Linked DNA regions of Homo sapiens: region 1 is linked to region 2. The links are chromatin contacts, found by Hi-C or POLR2A ChIA-PET in ENCODE. All regions are on one chromosome and are shown on one strand. The core of a region is the stretch at or near the end of the contact, and the rest is flanking DNA. Distances in the headings are between cores, read along the strand shown. Region 1 overlaps LOC401312 (a long non-coding RNA gene). Region 2 holds the start of SNHG26 (small nucleolar RNA host gene 26).

Evidence for each region. A loop is a pair of places that touch in the nucleus more often than their neighbours do. ChIA-PET counts read pairs that join two places held with the same protein, here RNA polymerase II (POLR2A). Pooled maps may share reads with other maps.
Region 1: a loop to region 2 is called in a map of endothelial cell of umbilical vein, with 2.2 times the contacts of the local background. The contact joins the enhancer-like site here to the promoter of SNHG26 in region 2. A Hi-C loop is called at or near these places in 4 of 168 maps with a recorded cell type or tissue (K562, PC-9, endothelial cell of umbilical vein and 1 more) and 4 of 50 pooled maps. POLR2A ChIA-PET finds 5 or more read pairs at or near these places in 5 of 52 experiments (AG04450, H1, IMR-90 and 2 more).

The regions. Positions count from the first base shown.
Region 1 is chr7:22,648,410-22,653,726 of GRCh38, forward strand. It overlaps LOC401312 (a long non-coding RNA gene), which reads right to left. Exons shown (of 5, transcript NR_122075.1): 3 at 4,838-5,005; 4 at 4,537-4,742; 5 at 1,551-2,744. Among named protein-coding and RNA genes, the nearest start is that of IL6, 76 kb to the right of the region's middle. Within about 2 kb of position 3,287, at least 3 of the 41 ENCODE cell types and tissues checked have a DNase peak (open chromatin) inside an H3K27ac peak, as active enhancers do; they include endothelial cell of umbilical vein and mammary epithelial cell, where a contact is called at or near this core.
Region 2 is chr7:22,849,801-22,855,730 of GRCh38, forward strand. It overlaps SNHG26 (small nucleolar RNA host gene 26), which reads left to right and starts at 4,440. Exons shown (of 5, transcript NR_146320.1): 1 at 4,440-4,480. RefSeq lists a silencer at 4,255-4,714 and enhancers at 4,812-5,423, 5,215-5,444.

The DNA.
Region 1 (5,317 bases), core at 2,037-4,536, 200 kb before region 2:
ATTATTCCTTATCTCTTCTGGCTTCTGGCAGCTCAAGGTGCTCCTTGACTATGACTGCACCACTCCACTTTCTGCCTCTGCCTTCTTTTTTCGTTTTCTCTTCTGTCTCTTAGAAGGACATTTGTCATTAGATTTGGGACCTACCTGGATAACCCAGGGTGATCTCTTTTCAAGATCCTTAATTACATTTTCAAAGATGCTTTCTCCCAGTAAGGTCACATTCACAGGTTCTAGGGGTTGGGATGTGAACCTATCTTTCTGAGAACCATTTAACCTACTACAACTTTCCAAAAAGATTCTCACTTAGGTTCATGAGATTCTAGGCCAAAGATACTCACTGCAGCATTGTTTGTGTCAGCTGGGGGTTGTATGTCCACCACTTGGACAGTATGTAGATAAAATATGGTGGATACTCACTGTATCAGAGACATTTATGGCTCACTGGCTGCCAACACACTTCTCACATTTCCTAGCCCCTCCCACAGTTGGTCGGGGCCATTCAACAGTTTTGGTCGATGTGCTGTGAATAGCAGTGATATGTGTACTTCAAGTCTGAAGAATGTAAGAATGGATATGGATTCCCTATATTTTTTTCTTCTCTCCTTTAGCAACCCTGAAAGTCATAATTTCCCAGTGACATAGCTATGAAATGGAAGTAGAAGGGATCTCTGAGTTGTGGCTTAAAAAAGAGCTTCCCTGGCCAGGCATGGTGGCTCACACCTGTAATGCTAGCACTTTGGGAGGCCTAGGTGGGCAGATTGCTTGAGCCCTGGAGTTCAAAACCAGCCTGGGCAATGTGAAGAAACCCTATCTCTACCTAAAATACAAAAATTAGCTGGGGGTGATGGCTCATGCCTATAGTCCCAGCTGAGGTGGGTGGATCACTTGAACTTGAGAGGTGGAGGTTGCAGTGAGCTGAGATCACACCACTGCGCTCCAATCTGGGTGACAGAGCAAGACCCTGTCTCAAAAACAAAGAAACAAACAAAAAAATAGAGCTTCCATGACCTATGGAGGGAACAGCCAGACTTACAGAGGATTCTACATGAATAAACAATCAACAGGGCTGGGCACGGTGGCTCATGCCCGTAATCCCAGCACTTTGGGAGGCCAAGGAGGGCAGATCAGCTGAGGTCAGGAATTCAAAACCAGCCTGGCCAACATGATGAAACCCCATCTCAACTAAAATATAAAACTTAGCTGGGCACAGTGGTGCATACCTGTAGTCTCAGCTACTAAGGAGGCCGAGGCAGGAGAATTGCTTGAACCCAGGAGGTGGACGTTGCAGTGAGCAAAGATTGCACCACTGCCATCTATCCTGGGTGACAGAGCAAGACTCCGTCTAAAAAAAAAAAAAAAAAAAAAAAAAATTTGTCTATTAAGCCACTATGATTTGGGGGTTTTTACTTCGGCATAGCCTGGGCTACCTTGATTAATGTGTACACCATGAAATACTATCATTTGTTAGCAGCAACAGATTAGAAACATACATAGCCTCATGGATAGATCTTAAAACCACAGTGCTTAATGAAAAAGTAGGAAAGAGGCTAGAAGGGATACTATAATATCATTTACAGAATTTAAAATAAGTGCATACAAATAAAATGGACATTCCACAAGAACACATCCAAATGAAAAGATACACATTCAAATGGGGGTAGGGGAGAGGAATTAGGGTTAAAAAGGAAATCAGTTCTTCTATCAAATAAGGGATTTGCGAGTTCTAATAATGTGCTAAGACCTAATGTGTGTGTGATAATGTGCTAAAACCCAAGGAAGATGACAAACCAGATGTTTGGCCCTTCTAGGCCGAAACAGAATCTGAGGCAGGCTGGTCTAGGGTAGCACTCTTGGGAGAGACAGGAGAGAAGTCTGAGGCCTGCTGAGAGATAGCGGGTAAAGAGAGAAAGAGAAGAGCCAGCAAAGGTGCCTGAGGAAGAGGAGTTGGAAAAGTTGAGAAGGTAAATAGTCAAGTGAAATGTAACAGGTTCTTGATAAACAATGCGGCTGGGAGCGTGGAAAGGAAGGTGTTGATAAAAGAGATATATTAAGATAAAGTGCAGTTAAATCCATCATTTTTACCACATTGTACAAGTCCAGCGTGGTTTGGCCAAGTTCATCTCTGCTCAGCCCAAACTCCAGACACTGGTCTCTCAGATGTTTTTTTTAACTGTCTCAGGGCTCAGGTACTTGCAGTTTCCTTTATCATCCCCCTTCTTTTCACGGCCCTTCTCATCATTCAAGTGGTCTCTCTGAGAGGCCCTCTCTGGCTACATTTTCTAAAGTAGCTTCCACTATCACTCTCTCTCCCACTGCTTTATTTTCAGCACTACTCACTACCTGAAAGTAAAGTATGTCTTTACTTTCTATTATCTTTTTCTCCACAAGACTGCAAGCTCCATGAGAGCAAGCCCTTGTCTTGGTTATTCACCATCATATGGACAGTGGTTGGCACAGTGGGTGGCACATGGTAGATACTCAATAAATATTTCCTCCATTAAAGGCTTGTGAAGAAAGCTAAGTGGACTCTGATATGTTCCACCCAAGTGATGGAGTATATGGAGATGCTGTTAACTGAGAGGAATGGTGAGAAAGGGAAGATGTTTTGAGGATGTTCAGTTTTGTAAATGTTGGGTTTTGAGGAAACCCATGACATATCCAGGCGGAGGTTGTCAACAGGTCATGAGTCAAAAATTGGGTGAAACCTGTAGATTTGGGAGCTGTTGGCAGGTCACCGTTGAAACCTTGAGGAGAAATGAGGTAGCAGAGAGTGAGTAAACACTGCCAATTGAATGAGGTCATTATACGCAATGCTTAAGCTCCACTGTGGAGCCTAATCTTAGATCTATGAAATCTGGCTCTGAATTCCACTTCCATGTAAAAAATACAGAAGCAAGATTCCTCCACATTTGCCCATTGTCTGACAGATTGAGACAGAAACAATCCCTGTCATCCAGGGAGCTTATGCTTAGCTAAAACATTCCATGTACGCTGAAGTTAGGAACACCAATTTCCTAGCCCCTGCTACCTAAGAAGCATTGTTCTGGCTTGGAGTTGCCCACCAGAGCCATCTCAGGCTACAAAGGCTGAAAGATTACAAGAGCCAAAACACATCAGTTTTGAAGAGAAAGTTATCCTAACAGTTCTGTTCAGATCAAGATGAACTTTAAATAATCCATATCCACCACAGGCTTCTTACTAAGCAGTTCAGGACTCTGGTCAAATTGCCCACAGTCAGACTGAAAAGAGAAGGGAAATCATGATCCTAAGCACTAAAATAACTCGTTTCTGGTTGCACATTAGAATCACCTGGGAAACTTGAAAAACAAACACTGCCTGATTCCCACCCCATGCCAATGAAGTCAGAACCTCTGGGGGTGGGCCTTGGACGTCAGTATTTTCTTAAAGTACTACAGGTGATTTTCATGTACAGCTGGTTTCAAACTAAAAATGTGTCACTGGAAAAATGTTCCTTTCTTCTTCCCCCTCTTTCTTTCCTGGAAATAATGAAAGGACATAAAAGTCATCTCAGCATGTATACCTCCCCATTGGTCAGACTTTAGCCATTAGCTCCTCTTGAGCTCTGCCCAAGAGTGGCAGCTGGATGAGTCAGTTATCTCCCTGTTCTCAAGGAGCCACTGGAACCTTGGGAACCCACTGGGGAAATAAGCGGGAAAAAGGGTGAGTAGATCAGACCCCACGAACAGTGGGATAGTTTTGCTATAACTGCTGACTCATTTAGCTGGCATTTCCCTTTTCCTCTTCCTTTGCCATAACAATAGTCAAATCCTAGAACATCAGACCTGTGAGAGGTCTAAGTCCTCGCCTCATCCAAGAATCCTGTTAGTAGTGATGGTGGTTATGGGGACATTGCAGAGTAATGAAGTGACCCATCCAGATCACATGTGTATTCCATGCCTCATCCTATCCCCCCACCATTTACCTGCCTCCTGGAGACATTCAGAGAATATGCACACTAATACACCTAAGGGATGGACCTCAAGTATTCTAGCTACCACTTAGTGAGGGGTCGGGTCTAGAATTAATTTTCAAACTTCTTCAGAAGAACAAGTGTGTCACATTCCAGGAGTGGGAAACATAATGGCCTTAAATACTGTGTTGAATGACAACTGAATGAAAGTATTTGACACAACCCACCATTGCCTCATTCTTTTTTTTTTTTTTTTTTTTGAGATGGAGTTTCGCTCTTGTTGCCCAGGCTGGAGTGCAATGGCGTGATCTCGGCTCACCACAACCTCCTTCTCCCGGGTTCAAGTGATTCTCCTGTCTCAGCCTCCTGAGTAGCTGGGATTACAGGCTCATGCCACCATGCCCAGCTAATTTTTGTATTTTTAGTAGAAACAGTGCTTCATCATATTGGTCAGGCTGGTCTTGAACTCCTGACCTCAGGTGATCTACCCATCTCGACCTCCCAAAGTGCTGGGATTACAGGCATGAGCCACAGTGCCCAGCCCATTGCATCATTCTTCAAGCCATCTTCTTAGTGACAGGACATGTTCCTGGTTGTCCTCTTACCTTTCTAAAGAATAGTTCCTTCTCCATTGGCTTCTCTGCTCCTCTTCCTCCTCACACTAGCCTCACACTTTTCTTGGGGTGAGGGGGTGGGGTCCTGAGGCTTCTCTGCAGAGTTAGAGGTCTCTTCAGGACAGCTTGAAACATGATCCAGCCTTAGTCCCTTATTTGGCAGGACTGGAAACTGAGGTCCAAAAAGGATATGTAATCTACATAAAGTCATGGGAATAATTTAGTGACACAATTGGGACTAGAACCTAGGTCTCCAGATCTCCAACTGCATTCACTGCTCAGTTCATCTTACCACTGACTTGAACACAGGAGGAAGAACACCAAAGAGTGTTGCTGATCTATATGAAGCTCTTTGTTCTTCATCTTCTAAGTCCTTGTTATTCAAAGTGTAGTCCATAAACAGCAGGCACTATCTAGATGCTTATTGAAAATGCAGACTCTCAGGCCTCACCCAGACCTACTGAAAGAATCAGAATCTGCATTTTAACAAGATGATCAGGTGATTCTAACACACATTAAAATTTGAGAAGCACTTTTCTAAATCACCATTTAGGTATTCATTCATGCAAGTATTTACTCAACATACACTGTGTAAAACAAAATGATAGGCACTGAGAAGTTTATACTACCAGAAAAATAATACAAATAGAACTTGTTTTAACACTTTAAAAATTTTAGAAATAATGGCAAATTAAGGTATTTAGTTGGATACCACTGATACATGTGGATATGATAGTCAATTTCTACATCAAAATAATTTTAGGTTTAAATA
Region 2 (5,930 bases), core at 3,190-5,689:
GCTGAGACACCCTATTCCCCATCCCAGTCTAGACCTTGGGCCATCATTGCCTTATGCTGGTTTTGGACAGTGAGGGAAGAAAAGGGGAGTGAATCATCATAGCTGCAGCCTTCAAATAGATGTGTTTCTTTTTTGAGAAAGATGAGCCAGTGGATGTCACCTGCCAACATAAGTGACGGCCAAAAATTTAAATTGGGTAAAATGCAGGATTATGTTATTGCAGGGTTAATGAGAGACTTTTTTCTTTTTTCTTTTTTTGAGACAGAATCTCACTCTGTCACCCAGGCTGTGCAGTGGCATGATCTCAGCTCACTGCACCATCCACCTCCTGGGTTCAAGTGATTCTCCTGCCTCAGCCTCTCGAGTAGCTGGAATTACAGGCACCCGCCACCATGCCTGGCTAATTTTTTTTAATTTTTAGTAGAGATGGGGTTTCATCATGTTGGCCAGGCTGGTTTTGAACTCCTCCCCTCATGTGATCCACCTACCTCGACCTCCCAAAGTGCTAAGATTACAGGCGTGAGCCACTGCGCCCAACCAAGAGACACTATTTTTAATACCGTTTTGACCATCAAAAAGCATAAAAGTGGCAGGCCATGCTGGTTCACACATGTAATCTCAGTGTTTTGGGGGGCCAAGGCAGGAAGACTGCTTGAACCCAGGATTCAAGACTAGCCTGGGCAACATAGTGAGACCCCACCTCTACAAAAAAAAAAAAAAAAAAAAATTAGCCAGGCACGGTGGCACACACCTGTAGTCCCAGCTACTTAGAAGGCTTAGGCAGGAGGATTGCTTGAGCCCAGGAGGTCAAGGCTGCAGTGAGCTATGATTCTGCCATTGCACTCCAGCCTGGGCAACAGAGCAAGACCCCACCTCAAGAAAAAAGAAATAAAAAAAGAAAAGCACAAAAGTTAAGGCAGTGACACTTACAATGTCCCCAATTGACTGACTATACACTGAGCTGAGAAAACCCTCAGTGGCTTCCAGGATTATGTTATTGCAGGGTTAATGAGAGATACTTTTTTTTTTTGAGACAGAGTTTCACTCTTGTTGCCCAGGCTGGAGTGCAATGGCGCAATCTCGGCTCACCACAACCTCTGCTTCCCGGGTTCAAGTGATTCTCCTGCCTCAGCCTCCCGAGTAGCTGGCACTACAGGCATATATCACCACGCCCAGCTAATTTTGTATTTTTAGTAGAGATGGGGTTTCTTCATGTTGGTCAGGCTGGTCTCAAACTCCCGACCTCAGATGATCCACCTGCCTCGGCCTCCCAAAGTGCTGGGAGCGACATTATTTTTAATTCCACTTTGACCATCGAAAAAACACAAAAATGGCTGGGTGCAGTTCACCACACCCATTTCCCCTAGTCCCACAGAGGAAATAATAGTCTGCACCTGTCCACCTTGAAAACAGGTGACAGGCAGAGGATGGAAGCCAACAGGACCACCACAGTTTGCATGATTTCAGCATTCATGTTGGCACAGAATTGTATTGAAATTCCTTCCTTCTCTGGAAAGGAATGAGGAAAGAATGAGTAAAAGGCCCGGGGCATTGTCTGGGAGAAGCTCCTCTACAGAAAAGCATGGGACTGGGGGAAAAGGCTCCCCACTAACAGCAGCAAAACAAGCCAGGGAAGTGCACAACGCCTCCCAATGCCCTGGGATTCCTACTCTCCAAGCATAGATGCTCCTTAGCTTATAATGGATTTATGTTCTGATAACCCCACTGTGAGTTCAAAATATGGTAAGTTGAAAGTGCATTTAATACACCTACCTACCGAACATCCCAGTCTACTATTATCCCATTAGCCTAGTCTACTTCACATGTGCTCAGGACACTTACATTACACTACAGTTAGACAAAACAATTGAACACAAAACCTATTTTAGAATAAAGTGTTGAATATCTCATGTAATTTATTGAACACTGTACCGAAAGTGAAAAACAGAATGGTTGTACGGATACTTGAAGCACACTTTCTACTGAGCTACGTATTGCTTTTGCACCATCACAAAGTAAAAAAAAAAAAAAAAAACATAAATCAAACCATTGTAAGTCAGGGAATATCTGTAGTTCACCACATGTGTGAAAGACAAGTCAAATGGACAGCAAGAAAAGGAAATTCAGTAGGTTTTATCAAGCATTTACAATGTGCAAAGCCCTAGGCCAGGTACTGGGAATACAGGAATAAATTCACACTCAAGGTGACCCAAGGAAGCTACCGCCTGGGATAAAACCCCACTACTGCCCCATTATCAGCCTTGAAGAGTTTTATGGTATGAATATTGAACTGCTTTGGGGGAATAATCTCTTCCTCTGATAAGGATATTTAGATAAGGAGTTTTTCCCCTTATCTAAATATATTCTAGGCGTTTACACTGAATTCGGGGGATTCAGTAGAGAAGGAAACAGAGTTCTCATGGAGCCTACATTGCACCATCATGGCAACTCTGCATGACAACACCCTAAGACCAGCTCCACCCACCAGAGAATAATCCTAGATGACCTATTAAAGTCCCCTGCACTCTATTATCCTATGATTTTTCTGTAACTCTCTTGGCCTCTTTGCTTCTTTCCTCTCCTAAATTTCATGCAGCATATGAGTTTCCTGCTGGTCATGCTACACTCATTGTACTAATAGGTACCTCTTCCTTCTGGAAGCCTTTCCTGTAGCCTTAGCAGGCTGGGCTTTGTGGCTTTATGCTGTGCCCTTGGCACTCTTCATGGGCTTCTATCAGTGGGTGAATCTCATTTTATATTCCTCACTTTAGTGCAGGGGCAGTTTCTCATTGAACTTCACACCCTCCAACACCAATCACAGCACCTGGCATAGAATAGGCACTCAATAAGTATTTGCTGCACTGAGCAATCTGTAGGGGCCAACATGGAAAGTTTTCCCTTTGCCCTCTTAAGGTTCACTAAAAAATCAACTTGCAAAAGGCAGATTAATTGGAGAAAAAGCATATAAATGTATTTAATGTGTATACCCGGGATCCTTCAAATGAAGACCCAAAGATACAGGGGAAATTATCCATTTTTATGCCTAGGTTCAACAAAGTATGGGCAGTGACGTAGAAATGTGATCGGACAAAAAGTGTATGATCTAAGACTAATAGAGGGAGAAAACCCAGCAAGGCCTGTCTGTCTGGATTCTTCTTGGCCTCTCTGAGCATGCACTCTTTCCTTCTGGGTATGGGACAGGACTCCCTCTGGAATGGGGGTCTTATGACCTACAGTCAAACAAGGGAAGTCAAATAATGTCTTTATGGCCAGATTTTACACAGAACGGCAGAGGGAAAGTCCCCACAGTCCTTGTATTAATTCCCTAGGGATGCCTTAACAAAGCACTCGGTGACTTAACAGAAATGTTTTGTCTCACATTTCTTGTGACTAGAAGTCCAAAATCAAAGTGTCAGCAGAACCAAACACCAAGCTCCCTCTGAAATCTGCAGGGGAGGGTCCTTCCTTGCCTCTTCCTAGCCTTTCTCCGGTGGTGGCCGGCAATCCACCGCATTCCTGGGCTTACAGCTGCATCACTCTGATCTGCCCCTGTCCCGCCACATTTTCGTGTGTCTCTGTCTTCAAGTGGCATTTTGACACCGTGTGATAAGGACATCAGTCATGTTGAATTAGGAGGGTCCACCCCAATGATCTCGTCTTGACCACATCTGTAAAGACGCAGTTTTTCCAAGTTAGGTCGCATTCACAGGTGCTGGAGGTTAGGTCTTCAATGTCTTTGGGAGTGGGGACAAATTCAGTCCTTAACACTCATGTTCTATATGTAGTGCTGCTTAGGCATCCAGCCAACAGACCTGCTTATTTTACTGCAGTCAGAATACCTTCTCCCCTTCCTCCTCACAGTCCAATGACACAGACGTGCTTTGGGGGCAAGATATTTGCGGGCCGTGGCCATCATTCTAAGCATGCAGCACTCCAGGCACCAGGAGTCCTCCCCGTGCTTCAACCCCTCTTCGATGAGTTTGCACCCCCGACCTCCGCTAATGTTCACATCCTTTAACGGGAGCCAGTCTTCTGCTACGTAATTAGACGAGTCTTGAAAGAAGCACCCAGGGGCGTGGCTGAAGACTTTAAGAAACACCAGGCAAGGGAGGGGAGTGGGTACCAGAGACACCTAACATTATTTGAGTGGCAGGAGCTTCCTCTGACCTTCAACGAGGTAAAGAGACATCACAGCCAGCGAGAGTTTGGGGCAGACTCCCCAGACTCGGAGGCCGGGGCAAAGTGGGAGCCGGGGCCAAGTGGGAGCCGGGGCCGTGTGGGGTGGGGGGGGGGGCCCAAGGCGGGGAAGGCCCGGGCCGCCGACAGGGGGCGCGCGAGGGCCTCCGGGCCCCGCGGGCGGGGCGGGTGCTGGACCCGGAGGGGCCTTCCGGCAACTTTTTGGTTGGTGCCGCCCCGCCCAGGCCCCTTTTAAACTTGATCTCCGCAGTGCCCTCCCTTTTCGGCCGCGGCGCGTGACTGGGTAAGTGGGCTCGGACCTTCTGGACGCAGGAGCCGACCACGTGGCTCCGGGGCTACCCCGTGCGCTTCCTAGGCGCGCCTCTCGCTGCCCCCACGCCGAGGCCTCGGCTCGGCGCCGCGGGGAAGCCTCCGTTAGGGCCCCTCGGGGGTGGGGGCGTCCTCGTGGCGCTTGGGCCCTTCGTCCCGGGTTAGGACGGCCCGTGTCCTTGTGCGCTTGAAGGGGCCGCCCCCTTTCCTCGAGGATCCCACCCCCACTCAGCAGAAGCCGCCAGGCGCCCGTCACCTCCCGTGCCTGAGTCCCTGCCGTCCACGCATTCGGCCTACAGGCAGCTTTTAGTCCTTTTTCAATTAAATGATTGCATTTTGAGGATCAAATTCCAACCGCAGGCGGAGGCGCCGAGCCCCGGACGGTCTCTGGGTTCTTGGTGCACTCGGGGCTCCTGCCTGCCCAGGGGCTGTGACCGCGCGGACGGAAGCCTATTTGGGAAGCGAGTGAGATCTGATGTCTGAAGCGCTTTAAGTTTCTAAGCGGGGCAGTATAATAGCGGGGTTAGCAAACACACGGAGGTCATTTCACTCGCGCAGCCATCCCCCACCGCCACCAGTGCCGTTCATTTGCTACTGGCCCGCAGTCAGATAATTTAAAGGCTTGGAGGGACGAGTCTTGCTGGAGCCGACGCCTACAGTAAGTTGAGCGGAGTGCTGTGAGCCCTAATAAGGGAGCCTGCTTTCCTCCCGAAGATTCGCTTTTTTGGGAGTGGCCAGAGCGTTATTACAGCACAGGGCCCGCTTCCAACGTTTAATCAGGGTGTGAGGAGGCCCTTCGTGGTTTTCTGACCTGGGAAAAGTCTGAACTACTGGGTTCTTTCTGGCTTGGACCAGGACAAGGTGTTGAACGCCTAACTTAGGTCTACTAAGGTGTAGAAATACGCAAGGCTGCCCCTAGAGAACGTTTGTCTGGGGAATAATGTAAGTTTTTGGAGCGGCTCTCCTGAGCATCGCTGAGCATACTAATTGTTCATTACTGGTACAAAATGCTATATAAAGGGATACTTTGCGAATTTAGTAAAATTGATAAAGATCTAAATTTACATTTGAGTCAACAAATAATCTTTGTGGCTAGCATAGGTACCACAGTTCTGTTGGAATGTGAAGCTCGTGGTTCACCTGTTTTCCTCAGTTGTGAAAGATTTGCTGCCTTTTTGATGAAACCAAATGGGACCCATTTTACCATTCTTTAATGAGGAAAGCTTGTACATTTGCAGCCTAGGTTCTAGGCATCTTTTATCCAGCGTTATAGATAGACCCAGAGCATGGACAATTTTCCCTCCCTGGAATACCTCCAGCTCTGGCGAATAGCCCTATATACAGCACAGGAAGATAGCGGTGGTAAGGCTTTGTTTTACCATTGCTTTAGGTGTTAGAGATTCTTATTGAGCCCATTTTATTTT